Regions from separate parts of the Homo sapiens genome. Here region 2 is linked to region 1. A link is a loop called in an ENCODE intact Hi-C map of the cell type or tissue named here. Cell type or tissue: sigmoid colon. All regions are shown on one strand. Links, peaks and the distances in the headings refer to the core of each region. The heading gives the core; the rest is flanking DNA. Region 1 overlaps LINC01119 (long intergenic non-protein coding RNA 1119). Region 2 has its middle 33 kb from the start of SOCS5.

Evidence for each region. A loop is a pair of places that touch in the nucleus more often than their neighbours do. Peaks named below come from ENCODE experiments on the same cell type or tissue, not always from the same donor. Only the 100,000 strongest peaks of a DNase experiment are listed, where the experiment ranks them.
Region 2: a loop joins it to region 1, with 7 times the contacts of the local background. A loop is called at or near these places in 1 of 110 quality-filtered maps.

The regions. Positions count from the first base shown.
Region 1 is chr2:46,844,469-46,849,839 of GRCh38, forward strand. All of the region lies in intron 1 of LINC01119 (long intergenic non-protein coding RNA 1119), which reads left to right. LOC107985880 (a long non-coding RNA gene) reads right to left here. Exons shown (of 2, transcript XR_001739449.2): 2 at 4,615-5,371. Among named protein-coding and RNA genes, the nearest start is that of LINC01119, 19 kb to the left of the region's middle. RefSeq lists an enhancer at 5,342-5,371. In sigmoid colon, for the core only: no CTCF peak of the experiment used is centred there; DNase peaks (open chromatin) are centred at 2,933, 3,483, 4,243, 4,753 and 2 weaker places; H3K27ac peaks cover 3,547 bases.
Region 2 is chr2:46,663,680-46,669,050 of GRCh38, forward strand. No RefSeq gene overlaps it. Among named protein-coding and RNA genes, the nearest start is that of SOCS5, 33 kb to the right of the region's middle. In sigmoid colon, for the core only: no CTCF peak of the experiment used is centred there; DNase peaks (open chromatin) are centred at 2,802 and 4,471.

The sequences.
Region 1 (5,371 bases), core at 231-5,230:
TTGAGTCCCAACTCTCAGTTCTTTTGCTTATATACCTAGGAGTGGAATTGCTGGACCTTATGGTAATTGTATGTTTAACATTTTGAAGAACCGCCAAACTGTTTTCCAAGCAGCAGCACCATTTTGCATTCCCACCAGCAATGTGCAAGGGATCCAGTTTCTGCACATTCTTGCTGACACCTGTTATTTCTCAGTTTTTTGCTTTGCATTGTTTTTGTTTTTATGGCCATCCTAGGAGGTAGAAGGTGGTATCTCATTGTGCCTCTGATTTTCATTTCCCTGATGACTGATGATATTGAGCCTATTTTCATGTGCTTATTGGCCATTTATATATCTTCCTTGGAGAAATGTCTATTCAAGTTCCTTTGCCCATTTTTGAATTAGGTTGTTTGTTTTCTTGGTTGTTAACTTCTGTTGCTTTAAGCCAACAAGTTTGTGGTAATCTGTGACACCAGCCCTAGAAAACAAATGCGTTGCCCAAAATCCAGCCTCCTGGGCAGCAGGACCCCACGGTCAGGCAATTTCTTCCAGAAGGCTGATTAGTCATACAGGTGGCATCAGCACCGACTTTATTCACCTGCCAGTGGATGAATTCTTCAGCTCTTCCCTTCCAAGGCCTGAGACCTGCAAGCCAAGAGGGCTTGAACACCAGTCTCCTCTTCAGTGTGCGCATGCACAACTCTTTCGAGAGGTTTGGAAGTAAAAAGAAGGAGTGGGATGGAGCAGCAGTTGAAGAGAGGGTTATAAGATCCCCTCTGTCTTATAAGGAGGTGTTGCTTTGTTTGATTGTTTGTCTTGAAAGGATGCGAAGACCTGAGTACTTGTAGAGGCTGAGAGAAGAAGCCAGGGGAGAGGGAGAGGGGACATGAAACATCACATCTGGATGCCAAGCACGTCTTCTTTCTGTCTCACTAATCGGAGTCATAGGAGCTTAGCCCTGAAAGGGACCTTAGAGTTTAGCTCCTTCATTTTGCAGATAGAGAGAGAGCAGGCACAGAAGAGGACCTGCCCGGGGTACTTCCGCAGCCAGCTGCTTGCTCCTGACATCCCCTATGTCTAGGACTTCATAGTGTGCCCTCTGGAAAGACAACTATTTTTTAACTGCCTTTTTCCATGTCTCCACAAGTTGTAAAATAGCTCTTCTATTTCTTCTCTGTTCCTATGCCCTTACCCGTCTTCCCAGGACACAATGGCATATGAACCCTTTGTTCCTGCCAAATGCAGCCGAGGAAGTGGGAAGGGCCTTTGGGTTGAGCGGACCAGGAGACTATACCCTGCCGATGGGGATGCTGCCAGGCTCGGCAGGCCTCCACTTCCCCTCTGCCTGTTCCTCTGTCTCCCGGGGTAGGGAAATCCTGGGATCTTTACTCCCCAGCATTCCTTTCCATCATGGTTCTAAGTTAGATTTTGGCAGTAAGATGCACTTGCACAAGCATCAGAAGCTGAAGGCGAGAGAAAGCCCTTCTCTGAATTGGCCTGGGCAGATGCGTGGTAGACGGTGGCTTTCAAACAAGCTCCTGCACGCTGTCTGCTTTCTGCTCTGGTGCTGCAGGCAATTGAAATGATCTCCATGCCTTCTCTGCAATCCTGGCACTTCCTGATTCTGTGGGGTCTGACAGTGACTTCCCTGATCTTCCCTAATGCAGCCCTTCCGTCCATTATGAATGCCTCTAAATCCCTTGTATTAAAACCCCGTGTATTTGGAATATCTAGAGCAGCTTCCAGTATTATAACCAAACCCTGACCGACACGCTGGCATAGATAAAGAAGCTACGTAAAATGATGTGTGGGGAAACATCCTGTTCAATCTTCCCGGCAGTGCTGAGGTTAGGCTGTCATTTTCCCAGTTTCATAGATTAGAAGCCTGAGGCTAAAGAGGTCAAGGTTGCCTGACTCCCAAGTCATTCTCTTTCTACTAGATCATTCTACTCTGCTTCTCTTGATAGATAGGGAGAAGCAGGCATAAGAGGGAAAGAGAAAAGCAGCAGGGGAGGACATGACAGAGATGGACAAAGGAAGAGGCAAGGAGAGACTCATTTGAAGTAGAAAGGGAGAGAGAGAAACCCCAAGGGTTCTGGAAAGTTGGAGAAACTTCTCATCACCTCTACTCAGACGGTGCTTTACAAGGTTACCCTTGCTCTTGGGCAATAGCAATTAGCCAAGTAACCACCGTTCACAGCCCTTTGCCTGTTCTTTATTCTCAGGCTTTTGAGACTGCAGTGTGAACAGAAGACACAACAACCCACGGAGTGAAGAATTCTCTGGGCTGCCCCAGCAATGCAGAGCAGTGTTCCCCTGGAGGGTGGATGAACTCAGGCAGAGGGGCAGCCCCAGCCCTGGGCTCAGGGGGAATGGGAATCAGGTTTGCCCTTGCACCCCAGGGTAGCTGGTGAAGGCTGTCTTGGATAATCTTCGGCCTCTCCCTTCCAGACTCTTCTTTAAGCATCCCCATCCCACCTTGGTATCCTAGTCCCTCTGCTACTCCCGTGCTTGCCTTCCTGGGACAGTGATAGTTGCAGTTCCTGCTGACTTGGAGTGCCCCTCCGCTCTGTGTCCTGTGAGAAAGCGGGTAGGTTGATGAGGGAGGGCAGGGGTGGGAAGCTGGAACCCTCCTACGTGACACCCTGTTCACGGTCCCTCTATGTGGACAGGAAAGGCCAGGCCAGAGTTGGGGGGATTAAAGGCAGTACATGAGATCTGGTCCATATCCCACAATAGCCTGGACAGGGGCCTCAGATTTCCTATAAGCCAATCCCTTTATTTTATTAACAAGGAAATCACGGCTCACAGAGGTGAGGGCAGGAGTCCAAGGCCATACCGTCTGCACACTGGCTCAGGTCCTGGCGCCCAGCCCAGCGCCCTTCCCTCACCTTCTCACTGCCTGGCAGCCCTGCACCTCCCCCAGCCCTGGCGCCCAGTGAGCCAGCACCTCGCATATGATTACAATTACCGTGAGTTTGGCCTGAGCCCAGCCGTACTGCGAGCACAACCAGGCCTGGTCACTGGCCAAGTTTCCATCTCAGTAGAAAAATGAAAAAGTTCAAGGGATGAATGTTAATCCCAAACACACGAGTAGGAAGGAGTGGGGTGAGGGGGAGAGGCCCAGCCAGGATCTCTTAGGGCAACATCAGTCCAGCAAGAGCTCCAGAGACCCACCCCAGGGGCAGAAGGCCTCTGGCTGGCCAAATTTAGGCTGCTTTGTGGTTGTAAATGCTGCCGCCTCCAGGGCCCGAGATGGAATTCAGCTGGTGAGACTTGGCTGGTGGTCCCAGCCCTCCTCGGTTGGCTCCTGCCTTGTGTATTGTTCATGACCTTCTTGTTTCTGTCATTTACTTGAGCATCTCCATCTCCTGCCATGGGTAAGGAAACAGGCACAGAGACCAAGGGACTCGCCTGAGGTCAGATAGCCACTGAGGAGTGGAATGGGCTGAAACATAGGCCTCTGGGCAGCCAGGCTGTCAGACAGCCCCTCTCCGTCAGAGCTCTCCAGAGCAGCCTGGGCCTTCCTAGGATGTTCCTGCTCCCTTCTGCCTGCCACTCTGCTCAGCGTCCGAGGAGCTACCTGGCTCTATCTGCCCCACACCTTGCTGCATGGCCTTGGTGAGGCTCTGAATTCCACCCTGGCTGCTGACTTGTGCCCTTCTAATGCTGACATCTCACATCTTTGAGGCTTCCAGGCTGATGTTTTTCCAGATCTTTCTCTCTAAGACTAAGATTCCTTTTTTTTCTCCCAGACTTGAAACATTTCTGAGTAATACAACTCTCCCAGATTGCTCAACTCCCAGGAACTCCTATCTGCAAACTGTGCTTGGTTCTAGTTTCAAGAAGGGCAGCAGCATATTGGAATTTTTGATCAATGATATATGGGCAGTTACCCTAATATGTATTTCCCCCAGGTTAGATAGATATGAGGACAGCCACTGCTCCTCTGCCTTGGGGACAAAGGAGTTATCATTTTGCTGGAACTCTAAGAACACCGTGTAATATTCTTATGGAGAAAAGCAGCCATCAATTAAATATCAGCTGTCAAATGGGGAAGAGCTGTGGCCCCATAGGGAACAACGGACTTTTTGATTGCTGGTATCCCCAGGGGAATCCACTTCCTCAGAAAATGAGTTCTGTCTGAGATAAATGTGCTTATTTACACCAGCTTCTAGACTGGCTGAGGTCGGCCCAGGGCCTGCAGCCAGGTATCTGAGCAATGGAGAGAGCTCCAGAGTGCAGCTTCTTGCCGACTTGGGGATTTATAGGCTTCCTGACAGGCAGAGCAGCCTCAGTTTCGAGGCTAGAAGCGGGGAGCCAGGGGGTTGGCCAAGGTTTTCTCAGAGGCTTTGCAAGAAGCTGAGCCCTTGTTGGAAATGCCTTTGAAGCCCAGGGGTGTCATCTTCCATCTCCTCTGGAGTCAGAGCCACAGCAGCAGGGCATTTTCGGGGGGAGTTGGGGAGAGTGGGAGAAGGGCATGTAGGCAGCGGGTAGGGGAGCAGAACGTGGAAAGAAAGCATTATTTCCAAACGGTCATCTCTCTCTTTTTTCTGCTTTCCAGTGGCCCAAATGATCACTCTGTGTTTAAGACAATCTGGTCTTTTAAAAAAAAATGAAGAAAGGAAAAGATGTTTTTCCAGGTCTAATTATAAGAGTCATAAGGCTGGAAAGATTTGGAGAAAACATCTGTCTCTCGGCTCTGCCTCCACTAGGTACACACCTAAGCCAAGGGGGAGGTGTTTTTCTATGACTAACCGGCTGGCGGACTCCTTGGGTCTCAGGGCACTCCCACCCTCAATCCATCCACAGTCCCATCGCTGGAGTTAAAGTCCACTTCTTCCTTTTAATCCTCATGGGAACTGGAAAGTGGCCAAGAGCCTGGAAGAGCCAGTGATTTGGGTCCTCCTGGAATGTTAGGGAAAGCAGGTTGGGGGTCTCTGTCTGTCACCCCAGGGCACCTAGTCTTTAAAACCTGTGCTGCCCCAAGAAAGGGCAAGTCTCAGAGCCAGGGCTGCCCAAAGGTCTTCTGTCCCCAGCAGGAGTGGACTGAATAGCGTGCCCCTGGGAGGTTTGTCTTCCTAAGCAGATCCAATCGGTCTTCTTGTTCTGATGAAGTAAAACAGAGTGGATATCCCTTGAGTTAGTGCTGGTGGGAGGAAGTTTGGGGATGGAGAAAGAGTCTCATTCTCTCCCCCACCTGTCAAAACTACAAATCTCCAATTCTCTAAGGTGAGGTGGGGGTCGGGGAGGGAACAGGCAGGTGTCTGGCAGGAGTGGCTGGCCTCCAAGGGTCCCTCCAGCTCTGACTAGCTTTGTGCTCTAAGCCAGGCCCTGGTAGGACCCCTGTTCCCTTGCTGCAAGCCTCTCCTTGCTCCCACGGCTGTTCACG
Region 2 (5,371 bases), core at 144-5,143, 180 kb before region 1:
AAGCCAGACTAGAACAGGGACTTCTGGACTCCTAATCTGGTGCTTTCTCCACCACATCCGGCTGGTACCTGGCCAGGATGCCAGGGAGTTGCTATTCTAATAATAAACATGTTATCCTTCATGGTTGAAGATTACCATTCCCTGCATGGTTTCTTCTTCCTCTGCCTTCCCTAGTCCAACAGAGCCCGCCCTGCTGGCTCAGGACAGAAATAGCCTAGCCCAGCCCACTCACCCACCAACCAGTGGGGCTTAGAATCAGGTCATGCCCCACAGCCAGGTGCCTAAGCACCTGGTGTCTATGTTACTGTCCAAGGGTTATTGCTGGTAAATGAATTGGAGATCTGAGGCCTTTGTAGTGACTACTGGGTGTGCATATTGGCCCTGAGTTATATATAGCTCTTTCTACATTCTCCATGTTCTCCTGAGGCTTTGACCTTGATGTTGGACATTTCAGCTCATTATTCTGCCTAGCACCTAAATCCTCTGCTGAGGTTAGAGCTCCACTCTGAATGATGATCCCATGATAGGAGACTCTACTGCTGTTGGTCTTCGTTCCTGAACTGGAGTGTCGGTCTATACCCAAACTTGGTTGCTGAGTCCTGCAGCCCACAGGTCAACCGTCCCTGTGGTATCTGCCCACCCAGAGGCTTTCTGAGCTCCGACTCCCTTTCAAATTCCCTGGGCTATGCTCTGCCTGCCAGATTAGAAACCTCAGGCTCAACCTGGTATGAAATCAAAGCTGAGATTGACCTTGAGATGCTTGTCTACCTGTCACTGGCACTTCCAGGGCCAACTTCTGCACTGGATCACTTCCCCAGCCCCACCTCACCCTGGCCACATGCCTTCATCTGCCAGTGAGATCTAGCACAAAGATGTCCTGCAGAGGACAAGTGCTTCAAGTGATTTTTTTCCAGCATGGGGAAGGAGTACACTAACCTGTCTGTTGTAATAGTTTGCAGGTCTCTGTCGATATGGGAGGTGGTCATCTGGAAGGAGACAAAGGGTTGGCTCAATTGTTCTGCATAAATAATTGGTAGATACTGGAGGTAATGGAGAAAATACAACAGAGAATCTTGGAGAAGATTGGAGCAGTTTGAATGATACAGGTGGCTGGAACATAGATGGGGAAAGCAGAATAAAAAATTTGCTATGTGGAATAGCCAGAGGACTTTCGCCGCTCAATTTTAATTTGTCCACTGTAGAACAATATGACCTCCTTATTGCTCCAAATCTTGATACATTTGTATAGCTTTTGTGGTGGTGGCATGTGTTGGGGGGGAAGGTGAAAGAGCAGGGCCATATATAGAAGTGTGGCTTGCTCCACTCACCTCTGCTGAGACCTACGTGTAGCTAGCAGCATTGTAACTTGGTTCTAGGTTGCACTTTGCTAGTTCTAGGTGGTGAACCTGGAGGAGTGAGCAGTGGCTGGAAATGGGGCTGGAAGAGGAAGCAAGGAGAGCTTAATGCAACTGGCAGCTGGCAGATGGGTGACTTGAATAGATGCATGAAACATACACCTAGTTTGCTCTAGTATGTTTGCCAAACATACTAGAGGCTTCAAAGGCAACTCTTAGATGACAGTACTGGATAATTCTGGAATTTATTGTCAGCACACTCTAGCCATTTGAGAGAACTAGCCTGATGTGAGACATAGATTTTCTTTCTTTCTTTCTTTCTTTTTTTTTTTTGAGACGGAGTCTCCCTTTGTCGCCCAGGCAGGAGTGCAGTGGCACAGTCTCGGCTCACTGCAACCTCCGCCTCCCAGGTCCAAGCGATTCTCCTGCTTCAGCCTCCCGAATAGCTGGGATTACCGGCACCCACTACCATGCCCAGGTAATTTTTATATTTTTAGTAGAGACGGGGTTTCACCATGTTGGCCAGGCTGGTCTCAAACTCCTGACCTCAAGTGATCCACCTGCCTCAGCCTCCCAAAGTGCTGGGATTACAGGCATGAGCCACCGCACCCAACCGGTAGATTCTCTTTCATTTAGATCCAATTAACTTGGAATCTGTGCTTCCTTGGTCAGAAGTTTGGGGGAAATAATCTTTTGTCTTGTCTATGAAGAAACAAATCAGAAGTAGAAACAAAGTGAGAGGGAGAAGGTTTAGATTTTGTAAAGGAACAGGTCAGTACTTTTCCCATACTAACAAAGTGTTTATTGCCCTAGAAAAATAATTTGCAATAAATCCATCAATAGTTTACAGGAATGTATGGGTTTTTAAAATGTGAAACCCTCAATCCTTTTTTGAAATTTGGTTTGAGGACAGTTCTAAATTTCTTCCTAACCCCTTTCTCTCCCATAACTTTCATCCCTTTATTTCTCCCAGCCAGGCCTTCCATGGTGTGGAAATGATATGGAAAGTCAGGTTGCCATTTTTTGTAAGGCTCCCCACAGTATCCTGGACGAATTTTCTTTCTCCTTTCCAAATAAGCGTCGATCATTGGACTGAAGTGGATGGTTGAGATGTTGCAGTGGGAATAAAAGGAGGTGGCGAGAACGTTCTTGCCTAAACCATTCCCCTTCCTTTGTTCCCAGCCCAAGGGCTGCTGGACAGTGTCTCTCAGAGTACACCTTGGTCCTTTTCCTGAGAAAGACAAACTTGGAAGTGACTAGCAGGTCTAATTATGCCTCTATGGAATCCAAATGCTGGAAGGAGACAAAGAGAAGTCTGGAGGCCTCCGACTGGAGAGAGAGCCTGATGGATTAAATCCAAGCTTCGCACAGTCCCAAAAAGCTGTCAGGGTGCCTGGGCAGCGTGGAGCCGATCTGGACGATGCATTCCAGATGGCCCGCCTTCCTTCTTTAGGTTTGGGGCCAGTTGGAGCTCCCGGGCGGTCTCCTAAGGTAGCCCCCCAGAGAGCTCGGGGCAGCTGTCCAGATGGGAGGAACCAAAATAAGAATCACTGTGGCAGGCTTGGAATTGGAGGAAAGCCCCCACCCCCCAACTTTGTGTTGAACATCTGGATATCATTTTTCAGACTTTTAAAAACACTAACTCTACTCTGTGAAATACAGCCAATTCATTTCTTTAAAAAAAAAAAAAAAAAAGCACTTGGGGAACATTCTAGGCCAAGCAGTTGCCCCAAAGTGGATCCAAATAATTTTGGGCTATATGATATAGTGGAGCTCAGAGAAAAGCCTCCAAAACTAACAGGCATCTGATCATCACCCGACTCCCCACCTCCCAAATTCACCAGCTGACAATGATGCCACCCGCTACAGGGACTCTAGGGCAATGCCAGGGATTTGCAATATATTTTACTTTTTGGTTTTGTTTAATTTTAGCTTACACAAAATGTACAAGTCAGATGTGGAAGATTGTCTCATATTCAAGGATTTCAGGCTAAGTTATGGAAAATCAGCATGAGACAGAGAGAAGGGACAGAGAGAGTATGTGAGAGAGAGAGGGGGGAGAAGGAACAGACCCACTGAGCCACTTGAAAACTCCACGGTCTGTAAACCTGCTCTGGCCATGACAGAATTCTTTATTGTGAAGACAGGTCTACTGGCCTGCAGGTCCCTTGCAACCACGTGGCTGAATGGTAACCTGAACTGAGTCAGCCAACTGCAGCCCCTTCTCCAAAGGCCCTGAGGGGAGGCGAGAGGCAGGAGCCTCTACCCCAAGAGTGCCCATGGTCAAAAAGGAGAGAAACCCTTCCTGCTCTTAGGAAATCCCAACTTATGAGGCATAGGTAGGTCCTAGTGCTGGCAAGCTTTTGGCTTACCAGAAAAGAATAGTCACAGAGCACCATGTGCTAGAAAGTTCCAAGGGAAAGGAGTCTAAAAATATTGAGCAGACACAGTGAAGGAGTGAACAAAATAGGTCAGGTTTATTTGGAAGGAAAAAGGTTGCTAAAAGAGAAAACCCTTTCCAATCCAATAGTCATAAACAAAGGAAGCCCAGGTACAGATCTTGCCCAGCCATTCCAATTTCAATTCTGTGGCTGTTAGAATTCTACTTCAGTGAAGCTATGCGGACACATATCTAGAAAGTATGTGTCAGGAAATGAAAATCTGACACATCCTGTCAATTCTCCAAGTGTACCTTGATTGAGGAATAGAAAATATTTGGCCTAGTCTACATTCGTAGAAAATAACACCCAATACACAAATATCTACTGTAACTATGTATCATTGTACGAAAACAAGCCATGAATAATCACATACATAAGTCTATAGACTGTAAACACGTGGTGATACATCCTTATGCAGCATATCCATGCACTCCCAACTGCCCGATCTCACTGTGTCCTCAGGAGTCACAAGAGCATCGTTATCCCTATCATTCAGAGACCTAATTCAACCCTGGTTCTCCGGATGGTTCAGCATGCAGATCTACAGCCTTAAGGCTTAGACCTTTGCCTGTCTTGACAAGGGCTTTTCTGAGCTGCCAAACAATTCCCTGCTATATGCCAAGGTATTATTAATTAATGTTGATCCCGCTTATGGCAGCTCTGCTGTGAAATGCCAGCCCTGTTAATAGCTCAACGTTGGGCTCATGTCGACTTGGAGTTATAACTCAGGCCTAACCTTTATTTTATCTCCTTTTACGATAATAGAACACTGGAAGATTCTCAAATGCTATAAACAATACTCTTCTGAAACTCATCCACCTCGTGGTAGCAGAAGCACACCATGAGCACCAGCCAATCTTCCTGAAATTATGTTGTAAGTGACAGGCATGCAAGGAAATGACAGGTAAATTTTACTTCCAGACATAAAGGAGAGTTTTTGGTATTCTGTTCCAGACCAGAAAACGTACGTGGTGGAGAATTTCCTTGGACTGGATGTTTCTTGCTCACTTGAATTTTAAGAGAAACTTTCCCAAGGGGTCCAGACAAGTGCTGTTTTGCTCTAAGTCTCTGTATGCAGCAACATTGGTTGTTTTCATCATACCTATACCTGGTAAGCGGCAGCATTGCTCTTCTGCATGATATTAGTACTTTCCTACTGTGGTTGGACTTCTCCCCTTGCGACTCCTGCTTCTCCACGATGTGATGCAGGTTGAATGAAGGAGCATGGGGCTCTCCCAATCAGAGACACCTAAGACTGGCCCCAAATCACCTTGCCCAGGGAACAGAAGAAGCAGATGCCTACGGTGTGGAGCAATGCCCCACATCTGCGCAATTCTAAATTCCATGGCCACTCAGTCTTCATTTCCTTTCCTGAAACTGCCTGTGAGCTCTAGTAAGATGGAGACTCCAAACTTAGAAAGCAGATGCCTGGGGAGGTACTCTGTGCAGAAACTGGAGTCCCTGAGGTTCTGCCTCCTAGGGTTTGGCCTGGATTTTCTAGGACAACTCACTGCACTGGGGAAAATGAGCTCATCCGGTCACTGATCAGACATATGTCAGTGACTGATCAGGAGT